Regions from separate parts of the Homo sapiens genome. Here region 1 is linked to region 2. The links are chromatin loops, found by intact Hi-C in ENCODE. Cell type or tissue: B cell. All regions are shown on one strand. Links, peaks and the distances in the headings refer to the core of each region. The heading gives the core; the rest is flanking DNA. Region 1 overlaps NEPRO-AS1 (NEPRO antisense RNA 1). Region 2 overlaps SIDT1 (SID1 transmembrane family member 1).

Region 1 (5,387 bases), core at 291-5,290, 490 kb before region 2:
GGCCCCTAAGGGTCCTAAAGAGAGAGCTAGGGGAGGTTCAGCTGGCCACAGAGATGCTAAAGGTCAGGAGCAGACTTTTAGGGTTTGCTGTTTTATAGGTTTAAAGACCAGGTCTGTGTTTTGATAATTGAACTTGCTAATAGCTGGCCACTTGAGTTGCTTCTTCCAGCTCTTTGTTTGTTTTAAATAAAGAGATTCAGCCAGTAATAATGGGAAGAGCTGCAAATGACTTCCCCAGTTGGGAGTGCCTGCTTGTTTTTCCTTCTGCCTGGGCATGCTGATGTGCAGGCCACACTCACAGACTCACACGTCTGAGGAGATAGCCCAAGGGAGCCCTCGGTTTGTATATTTATATAGGATGTGTGTATAAGAATGTGTTCAAGTATCAAAATACATAGGTAACCATGGGTGAAAAGAGGAATTCTGTTGCAAGAATTTAAATATACTGTTTCTCGTACATTTATGTCTTCATTCATTCCTTTAACAGACACTTATTGAGCACCTGCTGTGAGAAGCACTGTGCTATTTGCTGGGAGACATGCTGAGATTTCTAAAAAAGTGGGCCTTTATTTCTCCCCCTTCAGAAGCTTTCCATCCAGTGGGGGCACTATCTGATCATTCATTAAAGCACACATGAGTCACCCACAATGAAAGATATTGTGGGATAAATGCTTTGGGAATGGTACCGAAGACAGGTGCTATAAGAACCCAGAGGAGTATGTGTTCACTTCGGGCTTAAAAGACATCAAAGAAGATCAGTGGAGGAGGGAGTGGTGTGCTAGAAATCATACAGCAAATATCCAGTGGCAAGAAAAGGCACAGCATATTGGGAGTTTCAAGAAGACTGGTTTACCTGGAGAGGATTCTCATGGTAAGGTGAATTGAAATAAAATTGGAAGCTAAGAGTCAGATTGTATAGGGCCTTGAATGCCAAGTTCAGTTGACTTACACACATATAGATGAGGAAGTGGGAGGGAGGTAGCTCCCAAGGTCTCAGAAATCCAGGTGATAGGACTGAAATTATAACATAAAATGGCTCTTTACTTTCAGAATTGTTTCTAGGCCAGTAAGTCATCAATACACCCTAAGAAAATAAATTCATATGGAATTTGCCAAAGTTGTAGAAAGGATACAATCTCTAAATAAAGGGTAGCCCTTTAAGTTGAATCCATTAAGAAAAGTTAAATTATGCTTATTTTTTTCACCATGACCTAGTAAAAATTCTGTCACAACCATTGATACAGCTAAATCCCCTTTATTCCAACTCCAAGCTCCTCAAGGAACCTTGTGAATATCAGATGGAGCTATAGGAGAAGACATAAGAGGCCCCCTTAGTGCATTAGCTGCTACCCTGGTCTTGCACTTTGGTCTCTTGAGAGCCTTGCTAGCATGAATAAGCGTCCTCAAATGGGATCAGCTCTTGGGACACTGGCTAAGTTACATTTCTTTTTTCTTTTTTTTTTTTTTAAGAGACAGGGAGTCACTATGTTGCCCAGGCTGGTCTCAAACTCCTGGGCTCTAGCAATATTCCCATCTCATCCTCCCAAAATTCTGGGATTACAGACATGAGCCACCATGCCTGGCTCAACCAAGTCACATTTTTGAATCTTCAAGTTAAAGACTAAAAACCCTGGACTTGCCTTTGTGAATCCACCAAATGGCTCTTTCCAGACTCTGATTGGGGCAGCTTACCAGCTTTCCCTCTGGGCCTCCTTAAAAAGCACCCAATCATTCAAAATACACACAGTTCTGGGTGATGGAAAAGTTTAATTAATAGACTTATGTGGCTTGCATATGTAAATCACCAAGAAGTAAATATAATTAAAAACTTTACAATAAAAAACTTTAAATATTCATACATTTTTTGATGATTCAAGAACTACATTACCAAAAGACATAACCAGAATATATCAGAACTCTCAAAACGCAACAGAAAACAAATAAACCAATGTAAAAAAATGGGTAATTAAACAGGCACTTAACATAAAAGGATAGCTAGATGATAGTAAGTACACAAAAAGTTTTCAACAATTATTCATTATTAGGGAAATGTCCGTTAAAACTACAATGTGTTACCATTATATATAAAATTAAAAATACTGACAATACCAAGTGCTGACAAGGATGCGGAGCAACTGGAAATCTCATGCATTGCACATGTGAATGCAAAGTAGTAAAGCGACTCTGGACAATGGCTTGGCAATTCCTTAAAACGTTAAACATACACAATGACCCAATAATCCCATCCCTCAGGTTTTTACTGTAGAGAAATGAAAGCTTATGCTCACACAAAAACCTGTACATGCATGTTTATAGCAGCTCTAGTCAGAATCACCAAAAACTTGAAACCAACCACCCAACTATTCTTAAATAAGTAAATGGGTAACAAAACCACATCAGAATCTTACAGTATTTTGGGGGAACATAATGACCAATTAGCATCATGAAGTGGTACCATAGAAGGAAAATGGTCATATTTTTTCCTTCTGCTTATTAAAATTCCAGATAAAGTGAGGGTTCCAGATAAAGTAGGCTCCTTATGTTTATAAGAAAATGTGTAAACATTAGCCACACTGTGAGTTATGAGTGTTTGTGTTGCAGCTAAATGCACAAGTATTGAGCATGGAATGCAGGTTTTGAAAGAGCAGAAGAATAAAGCATATGAGTGGGAGAAGGAAGAGAAAGGCTGCATGCAGAATAAATAAAAGCATCTCTGTTCATCAGTGTTGACTTCAACCTCAGAACCAAAATGAAGCAACTGTATGCATGAGTATATATATGTGTGTGGTCCATGTTCATTTGGAGGGTCAAAAGCCTTTGATTAAAATTTTTTAAATTAAGACTCAGAATCATTCAGTGTTTTTAAAAACTGATCTCCTTAAGGAGAAGAATCCTATGTTTTGATGGACATGAGAATAGACAAACTTAAAGAATTGGGAGAGCAGGAGGCCCTGCCAGAGGAAGGCCTGTCTAAATCCACATACCAGTGCAAGCTGTCTTCGGCTGTCCTACGTACTAAGGGACATAGCTCAGCACAGCCAGTCCCTGTGATGCATCAGCCACTGCATCCGTAAACCAGTGACCACTTCTGAAGCAGCAGAAGTTATTTTGCTGCAAATCTATCTCCAAGATCCAAAATGTGTTTAATCGGGGTGAGCCATTAACTGAATTAAATGAGACATATGTTTACCAGCAGGTGGCAACAGAGGTAATGGTGTCTCCCAAAACGTTAAACTTGCATTATTTTATACGCCAGAAATGGGAATCTTCAAAACTTGATTGGGTCCCAACTTAACTTCACTCTATCTTACATTTGCATTCTGAGATGAAATTATTCAAGCCAAGATATTGTAACCAGAAACATAAATTTTTCTTTTATTAAGCTGATATTGTGCTTCATTTTCTAAGGGTGGCTCCTCCAGGAGTTTGATATTTTTAATTGAAAAATTGGAAAAATAAAACATTATTTATAGCCTCATGAGTTAGACTTATTTGTGGTCAAGGGAGGCTTTTAAAAGGTGAAATAAACACTATTTTCAAATACAGCTGCCTGACATTTAATAGTGGAACGCATATTCTCTTGTGAACAAAGACGAAGCAATTCGACCACTTTTGAATGTCAAAGACATACTAGGTTCCTAACTGACTCTCTTAAACCTTTGTTAATTCTTTTCACATATGAGAAAACCCTTAGGTTTCAATGGAAAAAATAAACATTTTATTCTCACATGATTTCAAAGACTATTGTAACAGGATAGTTTGCTCTAAAGCTCGTGTCCCAGATGGAAGGCATTGTTGCAAGAACATTTTACCCGACTGTCCTGATCCTAGAACTTGTAGAATGCCTGTACTTCTTTCTGTTTCACCAAACTTCCCTGATTGTCTGGCTCCTCTCTTTCGGCATAGGTTCCTGGGCTCCCGTCTAACTCTTAGTCTCATTTCCCATGGTCCCTCTCTTTTCCTGTGGTTTATCACTCCTTTCATTTCCCACAATCTCTCTCTCATAACTGGACTTGGAATACATAATTTAGAAAAATATATACGTAGAAAATAAAAATGTTATTTAGAAAAATAAAACTATTTCTTGCTATATTTTATGATCTTAAATTTAAAGGCTTGTTCAGTTCCATATTTCTAAAAACTAGAAATAATTTACTTGCCAATTATTTAACTTAATTTTTAAATAAGTATGCACATTCATGTGATTCAAAATTTGAAATGTGCAAAAGGGTAGTAAAAAATGTCCCTTCTACTCTTTCTTCTAGCCAGTAGCAACCAATGCTTCAAGTTTCTGATGAATATTTCCAGAGAGATGCATATACCAGCAATTACATATATGTGCAGGGGTGTGTGTATATATATATACATATATATGTGTATATATGTATATATACACACATGCACATATATAAGTGCATATGTGCATATATATGTGTGTGTGTGTGTGTGTGTGTGTGTGTGGATATTCTTTATCTTTCCTGATTCTTACACAAAGGACAAATGATAGCATACGTTACACAAAAGCACCTTGCTTTTTTTTTTTACTTAGCTATTATACATAGCTTGGCAATTATTCCCTATCAATCCAGAGAGAGCTTTCTCTTCCCTTTTTCATAGCCACAGAGTATTGCACTGTACAGATAGTCCATAATTTATTTCAATCTGACCACTACACATACCACTTTGTTTGTTATTAGTTAAATAATTTCTGCTTTTAGTTTCTACTTTCTTTAGGTTTATTATTATCATTCAGTTCTTTTTATTAATTCTTTGAGTCAGATGTTACTTCTTTCATTATCAGTCTTTTTATTATTCTACATATGGAAGACTATGAATTTTCCTCTGAGCACTGCTTTAAATTGCACTCCTTAGGTTCTAGTATATAGTTATTTCTAAATTAGTTTTTGGCACAGAATTGGATTAATCATCATCCTTAATTTATGTTACACTCTCATCATTGGTAAATGCATAGCCATCTTTTGTTTAGTTCTTCCATTTTTTAACATAATTTTTAAAATATGGGCCCATCACCCAATGCGTCTTGACAATAAACTCCATCTACCTATATTGCCCCTCCCATTCCCTCCCTCTGCTTCTGTCCATACTACTCCTCCAACCACCAGAGATAAAGATCATGCTGAATTCTTTTTCATTTCCTTGCTTTCTTTTTCATATAGCTTCATAGCTTCTATCTTCTATCTTTCCTTAAAACATATTTTTATTTTAAATTTAAACATTTTCTTATTTTCTGAATATTAGGTTTGATTTTGATTTTCTTTATGATCCAAGAGTTGCTTTAAAAAGAGTTTTGGGGTTTTTTTCCCAGATATTAGAATATCTTGTTGTTTTATTATTTTGTTTTATTATTAAGATCGGGCTATATTACA
Region 2 (5,387 bases), core at 143-5,142:
GCTTAACGCGGTCAAAAGCCTTGAGTAGTTCATCTTCTCATCTTTCTCATAATCTCCATCCATCAACAAATACCCAAGCTGAGTGTCATTACATCCAGTCCATAGATAACAGAGCCGAAGCCTAGGAAATTAGTGGTATATCTGAGGCACAGAACAGGAAGAAGTCTTAGCATTCCATCAGAACAGTTACCACAATAGATTTTAGAACATTTCTGTCACTCCGGAAAGAAACCTCATATGCATCAGCATTCACTCCTCATTTCTCGCTAACCCCTTACCCCTAAGCAACTACTAAATCTACCTTTTGTCTCTGTATATTTGCTTATTCTGGACATTTCATGTAAATGGAATCACACAATACACGGCCTTTGTGTCTGGCTTCTTTCACTTAATGTGTCCTAGGTTCAAGCATGCTGTAACATACATAGTACTTCATGTCTATTCATTGCTGAAAAATATTCCGTTGTACTGATATATCACATTTTATCTACCTGCTCATCAGTTGATGGACAGTTGGATTGTTTCTATTTTTGTGTCATTATGAGTGATGCTGCTGTGAATATTTGTGTACAAGTTTTTTCCTTGAGGTAAAATATACATATAAAATTTACCATCGTTACCATTTTAAAATGTGCAGTTCAGTGGTCATAAATACATGTATATTCTTTGGTTTTTCCCCTCATCTCCCTCTCCCCCCACCCTTCCTGGACTCTGGTAACCACCAAACTATTCTCTGTCTTCACGGGATCCACTTTTCTAGCTGCCTCATATGAGTGAGAACATGCAATATTTGTCATTTTGTGCTTCACTTATTTCACTTAACATAATGGCCTCGAGTTCCATACGTGTTGCTGCAAATGGCAGGATTTTATTCTTTTTTATGGCTGAATAGTATTTTATTGTGTTTGTAGGTGTATGTACATTGTCTATGTAGATATGTGTATCATATTGTCTTTGTCCATACCTCTGTTGATGGGCACTTAGATCGATTCCATATTTTGCCTATTGTGAACAGTGCTGTAATAAACATGGGAGTGCAGATAACTCTTTGACATACTGATTTCTTTTCTTTTGGATATATATCAAGTAGTAGAATTGCTGGATCATATGGTAGCTCTATTTTTTTCTTTCTTTCTTTTTTTTGGGGGGGCGGGGGGACGGGGTCTCCCTCTGTCTCCCAGGCTGGAGTGCAATGGCGCAATCTCGGCTCACTGCAACCTCCACCTCCCAGGTTCAAGTGATTCTCCTGCCTCACCCTCCTGAGTAGCTGGGACTACAGGCGCCCACCACCGTGCCCAGCTAATTTTTTTGTATTTTTAGTAGAGACGGGGTTTCACCATGTTGGCCAGGCTGGTCTCAAACTCCTGACCTTAGGCGATCCACCTGCCTCTGCCTCCCATGGTCCTGGGATTACAGGTGTGAGCCACCACACCCGGCCATAGCTCTATTTTTAGTTTTTTGAGGAACTTCCAAACTGTTCTCCACAGTGGCTGTACTAATTTACATTCCCACCAACAGTGTGTGAGAGTTCCCTTTCCTCCACATCCTCGCCAGCATCTGTTATTGCCTGTCTTTTTGATACGAGCCTTTTTAACAGGGGTAAGATGATATCTCATTGTAGTTTTGATTTGCATTCTCTGATGATCAATGATGTTGAGCACCTTTTCATATGCCTGTTTGCCATTTGTATGTCTTCTTTTGAGAAATGTCTATTCAGATCTTTTGCCCATTTTTAAATTGGATTTTTTTTCCCTTACAGTTCTTTCAGCTCCTTATATATTCTGGTTATTAATTTCTTGTCAGATGGATAGTTTGCAAATATTTTCTCCCATTCTGTGGGTTGTCTCTTCACTTTGTTCGTCATTTCCTTTGCTGTGCAGAAGCTTCGTAGCTTGATGTAATCTCGCTTCTCTATTTTTGCTTTGGTTGCCTGTGCTTTTGAGGTCTTTGTGTACAGGTTTTTGTGTGGATGGATGTTTTCTTGGAAGCTAACTTTTCGAACCAGACATCTAGTAGCGTTTTTGTGGCTTTCTGGACGTTCAACTCTTTGAACAGTTGAACTGTGGGAATCTTGCCCATGTCCTGCCTCACCTTCCTCCAGGGAACTCCGGCCGAATCCCGGGAGAAGAACCGCGAGTGCATTCTGCTGGATTTCTTCGATGACCATGACATCTGGCACTTCCTCTCTGCTACTGCTCTGTTTTTCTCATTCTTGGTGAGTTCATATCTATCTTTTTGTGACTTTCTTCTCTCTTTACATCTTGTACTCTCTTTTTCTTCTGCTCTTCCTTACTTTTTTTTATATTCCTCTCTAATTTTACTTTCCATTTCCTCCTTGTAATTCAATGTACAGACCATCTTATTTCTTTCATAAATTTTATATCCTTTGGTTAGATCTTTAGTTTTTCTTTTACTCTTCAATATCTTTAGACACAGAGGGACAAAATTACTTTCCCTAAGTTGCACAGCACGTTTGTTCTGAATTGGTTATTAGACCCACATGCCCAGAATTCCCCCAGGAACCACTTTTAGCAATTCCGATAACATTGGGTTATTCCTTCTTATGCCATACTCACATTCCTCCTCCTCCTCCTCCTCCTCCAGTCTCCCTGAATATTTCACAAATATTTTACATATTCCTTAAGTGGCTTGGGGTAGCAGCCACGTGTCTGTTGCCTTCTGACCAGTCTGTCCCAAATCTCTCCTGTAGTTTCTCTATTTTTTTGCCCCAACCCTTTCTCAGAAGCCATGAGTATTTATATCAACCCTGGATTATAGTTCCATCCTTTAATCCTAACTTTGATTTTTCCCAATTAAAAGTCCATGGTGCCTGTAGGCAGGTTCAATTGACAATTAACAACCCTACTAGACTCCCGGGCTCCAGACCTACTAGATGCCCGGGCTCCACGCAAAGCGGGCTCAGGCAGGCCATATGACTTCAAGAGTGGAGCAGGGCTATCCTCTAGTGGCCAGTTTGGGAAGCTTGGCCAATCTGTATAAACAGTCCTTACGTCTTTTACTTTTGATCGTCACCTTCATGAGAGAGACAGAGACAGCAAAAGTGGAACTAAAGATTCCACGTGGGGCAGTAGTAGTCAAATGAACTAGAAATGGAGGAGGAGGGTACATTTCTTATATAGCAATACTCTATCCAACAGGACTTTATTCCTTTGACTCTTGACCTAAATGTCCCCTAAGTAATGACTTCCCAGGCCACCCTATCAAAATTTTTTACCTCCCCACACCTGATACTTCCTGTATTTCCTCCCTTATTTAACTTCTATCCTTAGCACTTATTACTATCTAACATGCTATATTTTACTCATGTATTTGTTTCACGTCTAAAGCCCTCTTTAGAATGTAAGCTACATGGAGAATAGGGATTTTTGTCTCTTTCATTACCAACTATATCTCCATAGCATCTGGAATAGCACATCATAAACCTTCATGAATATTTAATTGACAAATGAATTGTATAATTATAATAAGTGCCTATTAAGAGCAAAGGATTGCAGAGAGCTGCAGAAGGCATGAGAATGAGAGGGAACTAACAGTTTCCAGTCTGTGTGCATCTCAGAGAGAAAACAGGACTTAGTGTGACAGTGACTGTCCATTCCTTTCATTTCTCTGTCCCTCTCACTTCAGGTTTTGTTAACTTTGGATGATGACCTTGATGTGGTTCGGAGAGACCAGATCCCTGTCTTCTGAACCTCCAACATTAAGAGAGGGGAGGGAGCGATCAATCTTGGTGCTGTTTCACAAAAATTACAGTGACCACAGCAAAGTAACCACTGCCAGATGCTCCACTCACCCTCTGTAGAGCCAACTCTGCATTCACACAGGAAGGAGAGGGGCTGCGGGAGATTTAAACCTGCAAGAAAGGAGGCAGAAGGGGAGCCATGTTTTGAGGACAGACGCAAACCTGAGGAGCTGAGAAACACTTGCTCCTTCCATCTGCAGCTTTGGGAGTGCAACAGGGATAGGCACTGCATCCAAGTCAACTCACCATCTTGGGGTCCCTCCCACCCTCACGGAGACTTGCCAGCAATGGCAGAATGCTGCTGCACACTTCCCTCCAGTTGTCACCCTGCCCAGAAAGGCCAGCAGCTTGGACTTCCTGCCCAGAAACTGTGTTGGCCCCCTTCACACCTCTGCAACACCTGCTGCTCCAGCAAGAGGATGTGATTCTTTAGAATATGGCGGGGAGGTGACCCCAGGCCCTGCCCTACTGGGATAGATGTTTTAATGGCACCAGCTAGTCACCTCCCAGAAGAAACTCTGTATATTTCCCCCAGGTTTCTGATGCCATCAGAAGGGCTCAGGAGTGGGGTTTGTCACACATTCCTCTTAACAAGTAACTGTCACTGGGACCGAGTCCTGGGTGCTTACATATTCCTTCGTGTCTTCATCTCACTGACCTGTGTGGACCTCATCACTCTGACTCTGCCTTCTTGGAAAGGCCCTGTCACTCCACAGATGTCTGGCCAGCTTCAAGGCAGAAGGAAAAACAGGAAAAGCTCTTTTAACAGCAGCAGGAACAAGAGAAATGACTAACCATACTAAAAGACTGGTAACAGCAGCAGCAGCCAGACAGGCCTCACCTTAAGGACTTGGGCTGCCAGAGCAAATTCAGCAGAGCTTATTTGGCCTCCCATTCACACAGCTCAGTTCTGTGCCCACATCACCTTTGGGGAAGAAATCAGCATTCTAATCAGGGACACTACTTCAGGAGTCCTCCACAGCGAGTCCGTCATCTGTCACTTTATGTAGATCAGGGTTCTAGACTTCTTCCCTGAGGTTCTCAGAAGCAGCTCTCAGGATGAACGTATTGTCCTCTTCCCCTCTTCTTGCAAAGTGCACAGCTAATCTAATGTTGTCTCTCGGTTGCACCTGACATTCTCTCCCCAGTAAGGTGTTGGCAAGCTCAGCATCTGGGTTCCACTCTCACACTGTCTGGCAGCTCTGTGTCTGAGAAGTTCTACATTGACCAGGCCCCCTTGTTGCCTGGAGTATGACGTAATCAGAAAATAGACGTATAAATGTGCACATGCGTATGTATTTGCTTGTGAAATTAAAGTCACCTCTTGCCTCTGCTTTCCTGATCATTCGTTAGAGAAATGGATCAGGCATTTTTTTAAATTATTATTCTTTCTCTAAACTATTTGCATTGTGTTCAAAAACCCATTTTAGAAGTTTGAACAGCAAGCTTTTCCTGATTTTAAAAACACAAAGTTGCTTTCAATGAAATATTTTGTGATTTTTTTAAAGTCCCCAAATGTGTACTTAGCCTTCTGTTATTCCTTATTCTTTAAGCAGTGTTGGCTTCCATTGACCATATGAAGGCCACCAATTAAATGGTTGTGTTAATCCAACATGTAAAAAACTTT

What was found. Hi-C counts contacts between places; a loop is a spot of excess contacts. Peaks named below come from ENCODE experiments on the same cell type or tissue, not always from the same donor. Only the 100,000 strongest peaks of a DNase experiment are listed, where the experiment ranks them.
Region 1: a loop joins it to region 2, with 5 times the contacts of the local background. A loop is called at or near these places in 11 of 110 quality-filtered maps.

Annotation. Positions count from the first base shown.
Region 1 is chr3:113,133,077-113,138,463 of GRCh38, forward strand. The region is part of intron 1 of NEPRO-AS1 (NEPRO antisense RNA 1); the gene reads left to right. Among named protein-coding and RNA genes, the nearest start is that of LOLI1, 31 kb to the left of the region's middle. In B cell, for the core only: a CTCF peak has its summit at 3,234 (motif pointing right); no DNase peak of the experiment used is centred there.
Region 2 is chr3:113,624,001-113,629,387 of GRCh38, forward strand. SIDT1 (SID1 transmembrane family member 1) reads left to right here. Exons shown (of 25, transcript NM_017699.3): 24 at 2,102-2,215; 25 at 3,646-5,387. The coding sequence ends at 3,708. Among named protein-coding and RNA genes, the nearest start is that of MIR4446, 32 kb to the left of the region's middle. RefSeq lists a silencer at 2,954-3,053. In B cell, for the core only: a CTCF peak has its summit at 2,952 (motif pointing left); DNase peaks (open chromatin) are centred at 1,941 and 2,981; H3K4me3 peaks cover 1,871 bases; H3K27ac peaks cover 4,235 bases.